Regions from separate parts of the Homo sapiens genome. Here region 2 is linked to region 1. Evidence: read pairs that join two places in POLR2A ChIA-PET (ENCODE). Cell type or tissue: GM12878. All regions are shown on one strand.

What was found. ChIA-PET counts read pairs that join two places held together with the same protein. Peaks named below come from ENCODE experiments on the same cell type or tissue, not always from the same donor. Only the 100,000 strongest peaks of a DNase experiment are listed, where the experiment ranks them.
Region 2: POLR2A ChIA-PET joins it to region 1 with 6 read pairs; 2 of 35 experiments call an interaction of 5 or more read pairs at or near these places.

What each region holds. Positions count from the first base shown.
Region 1 is chr2:97,678,042-97,686,041 of GRCh38, forward strand. All of the region lies in intron 3 of C2orf92 (chromosome 2 open reading frame 92), which reads left to right. Among named protein-coding and RNA genes, the nearest start is that of C2orf92, 12 kb to the left of the region's middle. In GM12878, no CTCF peak of the experiment used is centred here; no DNase peak of the experiment used is centred here.
Region 2 is chr2:99,165,942-99,173,941 of GRCh38, forward strand. It overlaps MITD1 (microtubule interacting and trafficking domain containing 1), which reads right to left. Exons shown (of 7, transcript NM_138798.3): 2 at 7,974-8,000; 3 at 5,569-5,705; 4 at 5,402-5,488; 5 at 4,596-4,711; 6 at 3,609-3,669; 7 at 3,322-3,529. The coding sequence ends at 3,434. Among named protein-coding and RNA genes, the nearest start is that of MITD1, 11 kb to the right of the region's middle. In GM12878, no CTCF peak of the experiment used is centred here; no DNase peak of the experiment used is centred here; H3K27ac peaks cover 327 bases.

The sequences.
Region 1 (8,000 bases):
TACAAAAAATTAGCAGGGCGTGGTGGTGGGTGCCTGTAGTCCCACCTACTCGGGAGGCTGAGGCAGGAGAATGGCATGAACCCAGGAGGCAGAGCTTGCAGTGAGCCGAGATCGCGCCATTGCACTCCAGCCTGGGCAACAGAGCAAGACTCTGCCTCAAAAAAATAAAAAAAAAAAGAAAGGATCAGCACACTTGAAGATAAGACATTGAAAGTATCCAGCCTGAGAAGCAGAAAGAAAAAAAAAAAAGAAAATGAATTGAACATGTGGGACTTGTGGGGCACCATCAAGCATACTAAAATATACATTATGGGAGTCTCAGAAGGGAAAGACAGAGAGATATGAAGACAATGTTTGAATGAAGAATAGCCCCAAACTTCCTGAATATGTTGAAAGACATGAATGTGCACATTCAAGTTACTCAATGAACTCCAAGCAGAATACTCAGAGATTCACAGTGAAACACATTATTAGCAAATTGTCAAAATCCAGACACAAAGAGAATCTTGAAAGCAGTAACAGATAAGTGACTCAGCATAAAAGGAACCCTCAATAAAATTCACCACTCATTTCTCCGCAACAACCACAGAGGGTAGGAGGCAGTAGGATGGCACATTCAAAGTTCTGAAAGAAAAATAATGTAATCAGCAGGGCATGGTGGCTCATTCCTGTAATCCCAGCACTTTGGGAGGCTGACGTGGGCAGATCACTTGAGCCCAGGAATTCGAGACCAGCCTGGGCAATACGGCAAAACCCTGTTTCTACTAAAAAAAAAAAAAAAAAAAAATTAGTTGGGTGTGATGGTGCACACCTGTAGTCCCAGCTATTCAGCACACTGAGGTGGGAGGATCACCTGAGCCTGGGAAGTCCAGGCTGCAGTGAGCTGAGATTGCCCCACTGCATTCCAGCCTGGGTGATGGGAGTGAGATCCTTTCTTGGAAAAAAAAAAAAAAAGTAAAAAGGAAAATACTGTCAAGCAAGAATTCTCTATCTGACAAAATTATCTTTCCAGAATAAAAGAGAAACAGAACATTTTCAGGTAAACAAAAGCTGAGAGACCCGCCTTATGAGAAATGGCAAAGAGAGCCCTTCAGGCTGAGATGAAGGGACATTTAACAGTCACTTGACATAAGAAAAAAAAAAATGCTGGTAAAGGTAACTACTAGCTCTAAAAGTCTTATTGTACTTTAGGTTTCATCTATAACTTCTGCCTTTTAAAAATATGATTTAAAAGGTGAATGCATGAAATAATAATTACACATCTGTTAATGGTCATACAGTGTATAAAGATAGACTCTGTAATAACAACAATATAAAGGGAAGGGAATAGAGATATATGTGTGCAGAGTGTTTGTATACTATTGAAACTAAGTTGATACTATTCAAGCTAAGTTGTTAAAAATTTAAGATACTAGGTGTTTAAGTTTAAACAAATTTTAACTAGTTTAGGTGTTTCCAAGGTAACCAGTAAATAATAACTAAAAAAATATGGAACAAAAGAGTAAAAGAAAGAGTCGAAGCCAGGCAGGGTGGCTTATGCCTGTAATCCCAGCCATTTGGGAGGCTGAGGTGGGGGGATCACCTGAGGTCAGGAGTTTGAAACCAGCCTGGCCAACATGATGAAACCCTATCTCTACTAAAAATACAAAAATTAGCCGGGCAGCAGGTGCCTGTAATCCCAGCTACTCGGGAGCCTGAGGCAGGAGAATTGCTTGAACCCAGGAGGCGGAGGTTGCCGTGAGCCAAGATCACGCCATTGCACTCCAGCCTGGGCAACAAGAGTGAAACTCTATCTCAAAAAAAAAAAAAAAAGAAAAAAAAGAAAAAGAAATAAAGAGTTGAATGGAACATTATAAAGAACCAACTTTTAAAAAAAGCAGTAATGGGGGAATGACGAGCAAAAGAAAACACACACAAAACACAAACCCCTAAATGACCAAAAACACAACACACATATACACAACAAATAGCAAAATGGCTGAGCCTGGTGGCTCACGCCTGTAAGCCCAGTACTTTGGGAAGCCAAGGTGGGCAGATCACTTAAGCTCAGGAGTTCAAGACCAGCCTGGCCAACATGGTGAAACCCCGTCTTTACTAAAACACAAAAATTAGCTGAGCGTGATGGTGCATGCCTGTAATCCCAGCTATTTGGGAGGCTGAGGCAGGAGAATCACTTGAACATGGGAGGCAGAGGTTGCAGTGAGCCGAGATCATGCCACTGCATTTCAGCCTGGGCGACAGAGTGAGACTCCATCTCAAAAACAAAAACAAAAGAGCAAAATGGCAGATTAAATACTTTTTAATCAGTAATCACATTAAATTTAAATGGATTAAACTCTTAATAAAAGGCAGAGATTTGCAAATTGGATTTAAAAACCTGTCCATGTATCTACTGTCTCCAAGAGATTCACTTAGGGAATACAAGGAGGTTGAAAGTAAAAGAATGGAAAATGTATTTCATGCAAATAATAGCCAAAAGAGAGCTGAGGTGGCTGTATTATTTTCAGACAAAATAGATGTTAAACCACATGGTTTATGAGAGACAAGGATAGTTGGAGACTTCAGTATCCTCCTCTCAATAATGAATAGAACTAGACAGAAGAGGCCAGGGGCGGTGGCTCACGCCTGTAGTCCCAGCACTTTAGGAGGCCGAGGCGGGCGGATCATGAGGTCAGGAGATCGAGACCATCCTGGCTAACACGGTGAAACCCCATCTCTACTAAAAATACAAAAAATTAGCCAGGCGTGGTGGTGGGCACCTGTAGTCCCAGCTACTCAGGAGGCTGAGGCAGGAGAATGGCATGAACCCGGGAGGTGGAGCTTGCAGTGGGCCGAGATTGCGCCACTGCACTCCAGCCTGGGAGACAGAGCGAGACTCCGTCTCAAAAAAAAACAAAAACCAAAAAACCCCAAAAATTAGCTGGGCATGGTGGCATGCGCCTATAGTCCCAGCTACTTGGGAGGTTGAGGCAGGAGAATAACTTGAACCAGGGAGGCAGAGGTTGCAGTGAGCCGAGATGGCGCCACTGCACTCCAGCACAGGAGACAGAGCGAGACTCCATCTCAAAAAAAAAAAAAAAAAAAAAAAAAAAGAATTGTACAGAGGAACAGTAAGTAAAGGAATAGACTTGAACAGCACTCTAAACCAATTAGACCTAGCAGACATATCCAGAACAATCCACCCAGCAACAGAAGAATATGTATTCTTCTCAAGAGCATATGGAATATTTGCCAGGATAGCCCATATGTTAGGACACAAATCTTCATTAATTGAAAAAGACTGAAATAATACAAAGTATCTTTTCAGATCACAATGGAATGAAACTAGAAATCTACAACAGAGGGAAATCTGGAATATTTACACACATGGAGATTAAGCAACACACTCTTAAATAATCAATGGGTCAAAGAAGAAATCACAAGGGAATTTAGAAACTGCCTTGAGATAAGTGCAAATTAAACACAACATGCCAAAACTTGGGATGCAGTGAAAGCAATGCCAAGAGGGAGATTTATAGATATAAATGCATTCATTAAAAAAGAGGATCTTCTCACGCCTGTAATCCCAGCACTTTGGGAGGCCTAGGCGGGCGGATCACGAGGTCAGGAGATCGAGACCATCCTGGCTAACACGGTGAAACCCTGTCTCTACTAAAAGTACAAAAAATTAGCTGGGCGTGGTGGCGGGCGCCTGTAGTCCCAGCTATTTGGGAGGCTGAGGCAGGAGAATGGCATGAACCCAGGAGGCGGAGCTTGCAGTGAGCCGAGATGGTGCCACTGCACTCCAGCCTGGCAACAGTGAAAGACTCTGTCTCAAAAAAAAAAGGGGGGGGATCTTAAATAAATAACCTAATTGTACACCTAAAGGAACTAGAAAAAGAACAGCATATTAAGTTGAAAGCTAGGAGAAAGAAGGAAATAGTAAAGTATACAGAGGAAAGAAGTGAAATAACAGAAAAACAATAGAAGAGAACTGATGAAACCCAAAATTAGTTACTTAAAAAGACCAACAAAATTGACAAACTTCTAGCTAGATAGGTGAAGAAAGAAGAGGATCCATTATGAATTCAGAAATTAGAGTGGGAATATTACTACTAATTTTCTGGAAATAGAAAGCATTTAATGAGAGAAGAATATAAACATTTGTATGCTCACAAATTGGATGACCTAGATGAAATTTTAAAATTCCTGGAAGCACACGAACTACCAAAATTGACTCCAGAAGAAATAAGAAAATCTGAATAGACACATAACAAGTAAGGAGAATGAATCAGTAATCAAAATTTTCCAACGAAGAAAGTCTAGAATTAGATGTGTTCTCTGGCAAAATCTACAAAAGCTATAAATAAGAACTAACACCAGTCCTCAAACCCTTCCAAGAAGCTGAAGAGGAAGAAACACTTCCTGGCTTACTCTAAGAGGCCAGTATGGAGTATGGCCCTGATACCAAAGGCAGACAAAGTCACTACAAGAAGACTAAAAACAAATGTCTCTTGTAAATATAAACAGAAAAATCCTCAACAGAACATTAGCAAACCAAAACCAATAGCCTATTAAAAGGACTATACACCAGACCAAGAAGGATTTATTTCTGGAACAGAAGGATGGTTGAACATAATAAAAATCAATCACTGTAATATACCACATTAATATAATGAAGGAGAAAAAATATCATTTCAATTGATGCAGATATAGCATTTGACAAAATTCAACACCCTTTCATGATTGAAAAAAAAAACCAAAACACTCAACAAACTAGAGATAGAAGGAAACTACCAAAACGTAATAAAAGCCTGTTTGAAAAACCCATGGATGATATCGTGCTCAATGTTGAAAGACTGAAAGCTTTCCTCAAAGATCAGGAACAAGGCAAGGATGCCTGCTCTCACCAATTCTATTCAATACAGTACTGGAAGTCATAGCCAGAGTCATTAGGCAAAAAAAAGAAATGAGGCATCCAAATCAGAAAGGAAGAAATAAAATTATCTCTGGTTGCAGATGACTTGATCTTATATGTTGAAAACCATATAGACTCCACACACACACACACACACACACACACACACACACACAAACATATTAAAACCAGTAAATGCATTTAGCAAAGTTGTGGGGTACAAATTGAACACACAAAAATCAGCTGTGTTTTTATACACTAACGATATATACACTAATAATCCAAACAAGATATGAGAACAATTAATTCCATTTACGATTATATCAAAAAGAATAAAATACTTAGAGATAAACTTAGCCGAGAAAGTGAAAGACTTATACCAGTACTGAAAACTACAAAGCACTGATAAAAGAAAATAGAGAAACAAAGAATCTCATGTTCATGGACTGAAAAACTTAATATTGTTAAGATGTCAAAATTGACCTGGCATGATGGCTCACACCTGTAATCTTAGCACTTGGGAGGCTGAGGCAAGAGGATCACTTGAGCCCAGGTGTTTGAGATCCAGCCTGGGCAACACAATAAGACCTGGTATCTATTAAAAAAAAAAAAAAAAGATGTCAAAATTGCCCAAAGTGATCTGCACATTCAATATAATCCCTATCAAAATCTCAAGGGCTTTTTTCCCAGCAAAAGAAAAATCTACCGTAAGATTCGTATGGAATTTCAAATGCTTCAAACAGCAAAAATAGTCCTGAAAAAAAAGAAAACAATTGGAGGAATTTCACTTTCTCATTTCAAAACTTGCTACAAAGCACAGTTATCAAAACAGTGTGATACTAGTATAAGGCTAATCACATAGACCAGTAGAATAGAATAGAAAGTTCAGAAAGAAATGCATATGTCTATGGTCAGTTTTTCTTTTCTTTTTTTTTTGAGATGGAGTCTCACTCTGTCGCCCAGGCTGGAGTGCAGGAGTGCAGTGGCGCGATCTTGGCTCACTGCAAGCTCCGCCTCCTGGGTTCACGCCATTCTCCTGCCTCAGCCTCCCTAGTAGCTGGGATTACAGGTATGCGCCACCATGCCCAGCTAATTTTTTTTTTTTTTTTTTTTTTGAGACGGAGTCTCACTCTGTCGCCCAGGCTGGAGTGCAGTGGTGTGATCTCAGCTCACTGCAAGCTCTGCCTCCCAGGTTCACACCATTCTCCTGCCTCAGCCTCCCGAGTAGCTGGGACTACAGGCGCCCGCCACCACGCCTGGCTAATTTTTTGTATTTTTAGTAGAGATGGGGTTTCACCATGGTAGCCAGGATGGTTTCGATCCCCTGACCTCGTGATCCGCCCACCTCGGCCTCCCAAAGTGCTGGGATTACAGGCATGAGCCACCGTGCCCGGCCAGTCAATTGATTTTCAACAAGGATGTCAAAGCCAACAGAGTGGAAATGACAGTCTCTTCGACAAATGGTCCTGGGAAAACTGGAAGGTCACAGGCAAAAGAATGAAGCTAGCTCATTACCTTATACCATATACAAAAATTCAAAGTAGGTCAAAGATCTAAATTAATGAGCTTAAACTATTAGTCTCTTAGAAGTAAACATAGGTGAAAATCTTCATGACCTTGAATTAGGCACGTGATGTTTTAAATCTGACACCAAAAGCAGGCAAAAAGAGAAAAAATAGCTACATTGGACATCATCAAAATTAAAAACTGTTGTATATCAAAGGCATTTCTCCCACAGAATGAGAGAAAATGTTTGCAATTCACATATCTGATGAGGGATCAATATCCAGAAGACACAGCAAACTCCTGTAACTTAACAACAAAACAAACAAACAACCCACTCCAAAAATGGGCAAATAACTTGAATAGCTATTTTCCAAAGAAGATATACAAATGGCCAATAAACACATAAAAAGATGCTCAACATCATTAGTCATTAGGGAAATGCAAAATATCACTATTCACGCTTCTTAGAATGGATTTTATTTTTTATTTTTATTTTTATTTTTGAGACAGAGTCTTGTTCTGTCACCCAGGCTGGAGTGTAGTGGCACAATCTTGGCTCACTGCAAGCTTCGCCTCCCGGGTTCACACCATTCTCCTGCCTCAGCCTCCCGAGTAGCTGGGACTACAGGCGCCCGCCACCACGCATGGCTAAGTTTTTGTATTTTTAGTAGAGACAGGGTTTCACTGTGTTAGCCAGGATGGTCTCGATCTCCTGACCTCGTGATCCATCCACCTCGGCCTCCCAAAGTGTTGGGATTACAGGCATGAGCCACCACGCCCGGCCTAGAATGGCTATTTTGGTTTTTTTCTTTCTTTCTTTCTTTCTTTTTTTTTTTTTTGAGACAAAGTCTCGCTCTGTCGCCCAGGCTGGAGTGCAGTGGTGTGATCTCGGCTCACTGCAAACTCTGCCTCCCAGGTTCACGCCATTCTCCTGCCTTAGCCTCCTGAGTAGCTGGGACTACAGGCGCCTGCCACCATGGCCGGCTAATTTTTTGTATTTTTAGTAGAAACGGGGTTTCACTGTGTTAGCCAGGATGGTCTCAATCTCCTGAACTCATGATCTTCCCGCTTTGGCCTCCCAAATTGCTGGGATTACAGGCGTGAGCCACTGTGCTGGCCTTTTTTTTTCTTTTTTTGAGACAAAGTCTTGCTCTGTCACCCAGGCTGGAGGGCAGTGGCGCAATCTCGGATCACTGCAACCTCCACCTCCCAAGTTCAAGCAATTCTCCTGCCTCAGCCTCCCTAGTAGCTGGGATTATAGATGCCTACCACCAAACCTGGCTAATTTTTGCATTTTTAGTAGAGATGGGGTTTTGCCATGTGGGCCGGGCTGGTCACGAACTCCTGACCTCAGGTGATCTGCCCTCCTCGGCCTCCCAAAGTGCTGGGATTACAGGTGTGAGCCACCGTGCCCAGCCAGAATGGCTATTTTTTTAAAAAGAAAAATAACAGATATTGGTGAGGATGAAGGAAATTGAAACCCTCATACATTGCTGGTGGGAAGGTAAGATGGTGCAGCTGCTACATGTCCATTTTGTGCTGTTATAACAGAATACCACAGCCTAGGTAATTTGTAATAAGTTGAAATTTATTGGCT
Region 2 (8,000 bases), 1.5 Mb after region 1:
TATCAGTGGTGTAGGCTACTGCATCCAGCCCTTGCATCAGTGTCAGCAGGGGTGTCATCTGATTAGTTCTGGGTAGTGATTCTAGATGTGATTTTTCACTCCAAAACCTCTGTGTCTCAGTCTATAGCTCAACTACCTACTATTCTTATAATAAACCCCTTTTTTGCTTATATCAGGTAGGAGCAGTTTTTGTTGTTTTTTACTAAGAACACTTAACCATGTAATCACTTAGGGAAAGAGTGTGAATTAAAAAAAAAAAAAAGAGGTTACTACCTAGTACCTAGCTTGGGAGAACTTCGGTATTTAAAATGTAAGAAGAATGGAGGAAGAGAGTGTGTTTCATGAAAGTCAAGAGTTTCAAGAAGGGAGTAGCCAACTGGGTCAAATGCTTCTGAAAGGTCACATAGTACGAGAGTTTAAAAGTGCCCATTGAATATGGTAGTACAGAGATCACTGTTGACCTTAGCAAAAACGATTTCAGTGGAGTACCTGGGGCAGTCGCCAGACTGAAGTGAGTTAAAGCAAATAGGTGGTGAGGAAATAAGAAAAAAAAAAAAAAAAACATACAGAGAACACTCTTTGAAGAAATTTTTCATGAAGAATGAAAAAATAGGGTGGCATCTGGCTCGAGATGTGTGTACTAATAGGAATGATGCAGTACAGCAGGAGAGATTGCTCTAAGGCCCAAGTCCTTGTGGAGGCTAAAGGAGGTCAGATCAAGGTCACTGCTAAAAATCTGGCCATCATCCTTATATATTAGGAATACTGACTCTAATTTTATAAATTTGATCTCTCATTTTTTTAACTTAGCTTATGTTTCCTTTTACTCAAGTTTTGTATATTTACATGACCAAGTCTTTTGCTCTTAAGAGTTCTGGGGCTTTCTGTTATACTCAGTTCATTAAGTGGGGTTTTAAATATATATATATATATATATATATATATATATATATATAAATTTTTCATTAATTAGCTCTGTAATACGTTTAGATTTCTTTGTATGGTGTCAACATCATTACAGAAAAATTTCTTTATGCGGAGTAAGACAGAGGCCTTAATGTTATTTTTTCCAACCATTTGTTGAGCTCTTTCTCCACTAACTTAAAATGTCACCTTTATTACATATTAAATACTCATTCATACACAATTTCTCTCTTTCAAATGTGTTTCTGGACTCTTTTATTCTATCCCACTGATTTATTTGCCCATGCCTATGCCCATACATTTTTAAGAAAATTATTGTAGCTATGTCTTTATAGCTGGTCAAGCAAGTCTCCTGGTGTTACTCTCTTTTGTCATTTAATTTATAAATTAAGTTAGAGAGAACTGACATTAAGTCTTCCCATTCAGGAATACAATTTGTCTTTCTAGTTACCCTAATTTTCTTTTATGTCCCTCCATAAAGCTTATAGTTGTTCATATAGTTCTTAACACATTTCTTGATATATTTAAGCTGTACCTGGTAGGCTTCTGGTGCTCTAATTAGATCTGGGGATAGAACTCCAAATATCTAGAATGGATAGCATGTCTGTAGACTCTTTTCTTTAAATATCACTATGTCTTAGCCAGGATTTTTATAGAAGTTGGATAAAAGTTAATTGCACAGGGTTGTGGATTGCTAATTCTCCATAGTAACGATTCATATGCTTTAGAAATCAGAATTGTTATTTTAACATGAAGGTAAAGAGGCCTAACACATGTTCTTACCTTAATTAAGAGCCACTCCATTTCCACGTGGCATCGGGTACTGGGCAAGATAAGCAAAGATACTCTGCAGAAAGGAACTTCGGATCAGGCCAACACTTGTTCAAGTGTTTTCCTGAGACCCTGAATTTCCATATGATACAGCTTAGTAAATTAGTTTGAGTCTAAAATTTTTCAGATTCAGTATTATCAGCACCTGAACCTGAAAAGATTTAAAAAAAAATCAGGAACTGTTCTGGAAGCCCTTCCTGGCCTTTTATGCCAGCTCCATCTTGTACCTACCAGCTGTCCCACAAAAGGAAAACAGTGTCCAAGGCTTGCCCAAGACCACTCTGTCCAACCTTGTTCCCATGGTCTCTACCTTTGGTCCTCTACACTGTTTTAACTCTGTTGAATAGTCCTCAGATGTGACATTTATATGTGCACTCTCCAATACTGAACACTGGTACTATAGTTTTCCTCTTACATATGTTAGCTTAGCTGGGTTTTTTTATTTGTTTCTTTTTTTATTTTGAGATGGAGTTTTACTCTTGTTGCCCAGGCTGGAGTGCAATGGCATGATCTCCGCTCACCGCAGCCTCCACCTCCAGGGTTCAAGCAATTCTCCTGCCTCAGCCTCCCAAGTAGCTGGAATTACAGGCATGCGCCACCACGGCTGGCTAATTTTGTATTTTTAATAAAGACGGGGTTTCTCCATGTTGGCCACGCTGGTCTCAAACTCCTGACCTCAGGTGATCCGCCTGCCTTTGCCTCCCAAAGTGCTGGGATTACAGGCGTGAGCCACTGTGCCCAGCCAGCATGTTCTTTGAGCTGTGGACCGCCCACTACCTCTAGCATACAACCCCTCTTCAGCCTGTCTCCATGGAATCTATTCTGTCTCCAACCACACAACTGGCATCTGGATGAAAAGCTTACCCAGAACAGTTGATTCTAAGCTGCAAGGCTTTACAAATGTGCCAGCCAAAGTGAATGAGCTGCAAAATGCATTTGGATAACTGAATGGGTTGATTTGCCTTCATGGAGTTAGGTAATACTGCACAACTGCATGATGGTAAATGTTTACCAAAGACAATTCTCTTAATTGTAACAAAATTAACATTTTACTTTCCTGTTTATTAGACCCCAAGCCCATCTGTCTCTTTTTTTTCTTTTGAGACAGGGTCTGGCTCTGTCACCCAGGCTAGAGTGCAGTGGTGCAGTCTCAGCTCACTGCAGCCTCAACCTCCTAGGCTCAAGTGATCCTTCCACCTCAGCCTCCCAAGTAGCTAGGACTATAGGCACATGCCACCATGCCCGGCTAATTTTTTTTTTTTTTTTTTTTTTTTTTTTTTTTCTGATACAGGTTGCCCAAGCTCCATCTGTCTCTTTAAAAGCACTCTAATCCATGGTGTCTTTCCCTCCTGGACTTAAAACTCCCACAGGCAAAATTAAGATCTAATTCATCTTCCTAATAGATGCTTATTATTTGTTGACATGCTCCCGCAGCCAAGTAACAGAGAAGCTGGTAAAATGTTTAAATTAGCTGTATTACTTGAAAGAAACATTGTAAATCTGCTGAGTAATATATTTACAAAAATATTTAGGATTGTTCCCACAACTGAATGATGGATCCATAAATTAGTAGAAATATAAAAGTTTATTGTTAAATTCATACATTATAAAAGTGATCTTTTAAAAAAAATCCAATATTCACTTAAAGTAGACATAATACAAATTAGGCTACCACCCATCATATATTTTTTGTATGCTTCTTATGAAAAATGTCTACTGTTGTTTCATGACATGGTCTTAAATCAAAATCACAATATCCAAGGGAAAAACGACTCTAAGAAGAGAAGAAAAGAGTATCATTAAAAATGATACAAAAACAGTGCTACACATTTACTCATAAGATTATATCCTACCTGTGGTTTCTTAAAATAATCAAGTCCCCTTCCAATCTTAATCATCCATCCATTGTTGAACCTGTTGAAATTAGTATATAGTATTATATTCAAGACATTTAAGTCAGACTATTAATAAAGCTGTAGTGTATTAAGTGTCAGCAAAATTTCCCCCTAACAAAGCAAACCACTTCCTCCAGTGGCATGAGTTGAATCAAACCTGGGGTTCATTATGAGCTGTGTCCACAATGAAAACAGTCATAGAAACAATCAGTTGATTTAATTATCTGATAGTTTAATCTTGAATTTCAGCTTGTTGATAAAACTTTTTCGTGTTCTGCTAACAAGTGGTGGCAAAGTGTATTCAGGGAAACTGGTGGTGTTTCAAGAGTTCCCCTACCTAGAGATGGGGAATGTGCAGGAGGAGCCCTGGACCCTGACCTCTGCTTTAACTACAGCAGCTGCATTTTCATCTGTTTTGCATATTTAGTTTGTGATTAAGTTTTTATTAAAACTGAGTGCCCTTGCTATAAACATAACCACTGTGCTAAACAAAAGGAAGATATCACTAAAATAACTGCATATTCTGTTTTCTTATAGACTCAGCAAATTGTCATGCCTACTAGAATATTTAATAACCCCTAAGAAGTAAAGCCACATTAAGTAAATATTAAGTTCACTAGAAAATAAATTATCCTAATATCATAACACTATATATACAGTTGAGTAGACAGAAAAGTGTTCTCTTTTTCTATATGACACAGAACATGTAAATACTATTCCATTAGGAAATATTAAACTCACACACAAAACACTTGGCTTACTTTGTCAAAAAGAAAGCCAAGTGTTTTTTTTCTTCTCAAAAGTGAAAAAGTACTAAATGGAGTTTTATTTGAATTTTAAATATTTATAAATTATTAAATATTTATAGGCAATTATATAAAACATTTACAAAAATTTTAAGTATATATCAACTGCATAAAAATTAAAACATTATTGTAGACTAACCTAATTTCTCGGTCATGTATTGAAGAAGAGTATTGAACTTCCAACAGCACTCCGTGACTCCTGAGTGACTCTTCTATTTCTTGCAGGCCTCTACTTTGCTGCACTTGCTCAATGCCCTGTTAATAGCAAAAATACGATTATCTGCCGCAGTTATTATTACTATCTTAAATTATCCCTAAGCTATACAATCTATATCACAGGTGGATTAAGATGGAAATGTTCTATACTAGTTTCAATGTCTATTATCTCAAAAAAACAACCAATGTGAGGTAGTTTAAAGAGCAATTATTTTTATCAAAATCATCTTTTTTTCTAATGTGAACATAACTCCATCCTGTCTCCTTAAATGTAGTTTAGAATAGTTTTAATCATCCAGGTGGAGCTGACTGCTTTTGAAATCAATCGTAGAAATCATAATTATTTAGAAGCATTCTTATTTTAAGTCAAAACCAAGATAGAGATGCCCACTACCATATCATATCATGCTACCATCCCCCAGATATAATAATTGGTAAAGAAACAAAATTGTTCATAGTGCAGACAGTGTGATTGCCTCCTAGAATATCCAAGAGACTAAACTAACAAACTATTTGAATAAGTGCATTTAGCAAAGTGGCCAAATACAAAATCAGCATCCTAAAATCAATAACTTTTTTTATGACATGTTATGCATACTGTTAGATAATAAGTTAATTCCCAAGGAAACAAATCTAGCTGAAGCACTGCATCTGTGTTCTCCTTGACTGGACTACATCTTGTAACTGAATAAAGTTAATAAGAAAGAGTAAGTGCTTTCAGGTACCTACTTCATCCAGAGAGGTGAGAAGGTGAATAGTTTTTACTTTACATGGTCTCTTAATAAGCATCTCACAAAATCGAAGAAAGTTATACAGCTAAAAGACATTAGAATGGATTATTACTAATTTAGTACATTGAATATGATATTTCATTATATTTTAGTATGTTCACATACCTGATGAGTATGTCTAATATAAGGATCTTCTATCCAAACTTCTGTAACTGTCTCATTAAGGTATTCGCGAAAAAGTGACTCATAACTGAAACCTGTTGCATTCTCTTCTATTTTAATTTGCTTGTGATATTTTCCATCTATAAAACACAGGCTTCAACAGTAAAACCAGTGACCATTTTTTTTTTACACATTTTATATTTTATATAGAGTGATTAATCAGCATCAGATACATATTAATTTTTTTAACTTATTCAGCAAATACTTATTGAATGCCTACTAAATATCATATACATTGCAGGATGTTACACGTACAAAGGTATTTAAGGCAAACCACTCCATTAGTGATTTCTGCCTTCACAGAGGCTAGGCAAGGGGGAAAATCTAGAGGTTTCCTGGAACAGGTCCTTGAGCAAGATCCTATAGACCAGGCAGTTTGTTGAAGGGAGTAGTGTATATATAAAGGTATCCAATAACTCCCTGTCGCCATGGGTAGCACCACATACTGAAACTCAGTGGCTATCTGGTCCTCCTCTTCAGACTTGTCTTTTTATGTCTTGCAATCTAATAACTAAAGTGAGTATTAAACATGAATGCAGGGCAGAGCGCGGTAGCTCACGCCTGTAATCCCAGCATTTTGGGAGGCCAAGGTAGGTAGATCATTTGAGGTCAGGAGTTCGAGACCAGCCTGGCCAACATGGTGAAACCCCAGCTCTACTAAAAATATAAAAAGTAGCCAGGCATGATGTCAGGTGCCTGTAGTCCCAACTACCTGGGGGGCTGAGGCAGGAGAATCACTTGAACCCAGGTGGATGTTGCAGTGAGCTGAGATCATGCCACCGCACTCCAGCCTGGGCAACAGAGCAAGACTCTGCCTTAAAAAAAAAAAAAAAAATTAATGCAGTATAATATGAAGCTTCAAAGTCTTTCTTGGCACGTGTACAGTTTTAAACAGAAATTTATAGTACTTCTTAATAAGCTAAAGACTGGGATGTCACAGGATCAAGAGGATAGATCTATTGCTTTTGTTCATTCAAAATGAATATTGAAAAAGTTATCAGAAACCTTTAAGGTTTTAAAAAAATATGACCCCTGGCTGGGCATGGTGGCTCACACTTGTAATCCCAGCACTTTGGGAGGCTGAGGCGGGAGGATCACCTGAGGTCAGGAGTTAGAGACCAGCCTGACCAATATGGCAAAACCTCAACTCTACTAAAAATACAAAAATGAGCCAGGCTTGGCGGCGGGTGCCTGTAGTCCCAGCTACTCGGGAGGCTGGGACAGAAGAATTGCTTGAACCCAGCAGGCAGAGGTTGCAGTAAGCAGAGATCGCGCCACTGCACTCCAGCCTGGGCGACACAGCGAGACTCCGTCTAAAAAAAAAAAAAAAAACCCTAATGGTAGCCCCTAAATTATACTTTACACTTTGTTTAAAAATCAGTAGTTTGGATTCTGTTCCAAATATTTCCACATAGATAACATTGGCAACTATGCCTTATTTTTTAAGCCAAGATAGCCGTATAGAGGTTAATTTAATTCCATGTACTCAAAACCACAATGCTGGAGGTACTATATTTCATCAATGTTTTGGAGTAAAATTTCATTCTAAATTTCAAATCGGGGCTAAGGAAACATAACTTTATTCCCACTGAACAAAGGAGCTCAGTGGGGGGTCCCCAGGGTATGTACTGATACAGGATAGTAGGAAGAGATGGGGAAAGGGGTGTAGAAAGTATAGAGAGGAAGAAAAGCTGGGGCCTGGGGGCACTGGCTTTTGAGGGCAGCAGTACCTTTGGCTATAGAAAGCAGCAAGTATGCACTCAGGTAAGGGTGGAAATGGCCATTTACAGACATTTGTAAACTGGATGCTTAGGAGTAGGGAACTAATAATAGGGAACAATACCTACCTGACCTCTAATCATTAGGAATGCTTAACTCCTGAGGTGTTTTGATTCACAACAAAATCTGAGAGAAATCCCAGGAGTTTCTTTAGCTTCTTTCATGATTTTGGTCATTTCATAAAGGGAAATATAAATAAAATACACAATTTACATTCAGTATTCCCTGTAGTATTTCTTAACATAGGGTCCACACATAAGCTTCATAGGGATTTGTGAACCCCTTAAAAATGGCATGGAACATTCTCCAGTAAGTATAGCTTTCATGAGATGTTCAAAGGGGTGTCTGATATTCCCACCCCCAACTAAAAACAAAAGCCAAAACAAACAAACAAACAAAAAATTAAGAACAACTCCTGTATGGGAGTGGAAATACAGATTAAATCCTGTAAGCTCCCAGGGACAACTGGTCCAGACCACACAGAGCTCCAAAGGGCAGGAGCCAGAAACATTGGGTGAATGGACAGTCACAGTTGTTTATGGATGCATTTTCTAAAACAACCTCTTTACCTTCTTTTTCTTGGTCCAAGTACTTCT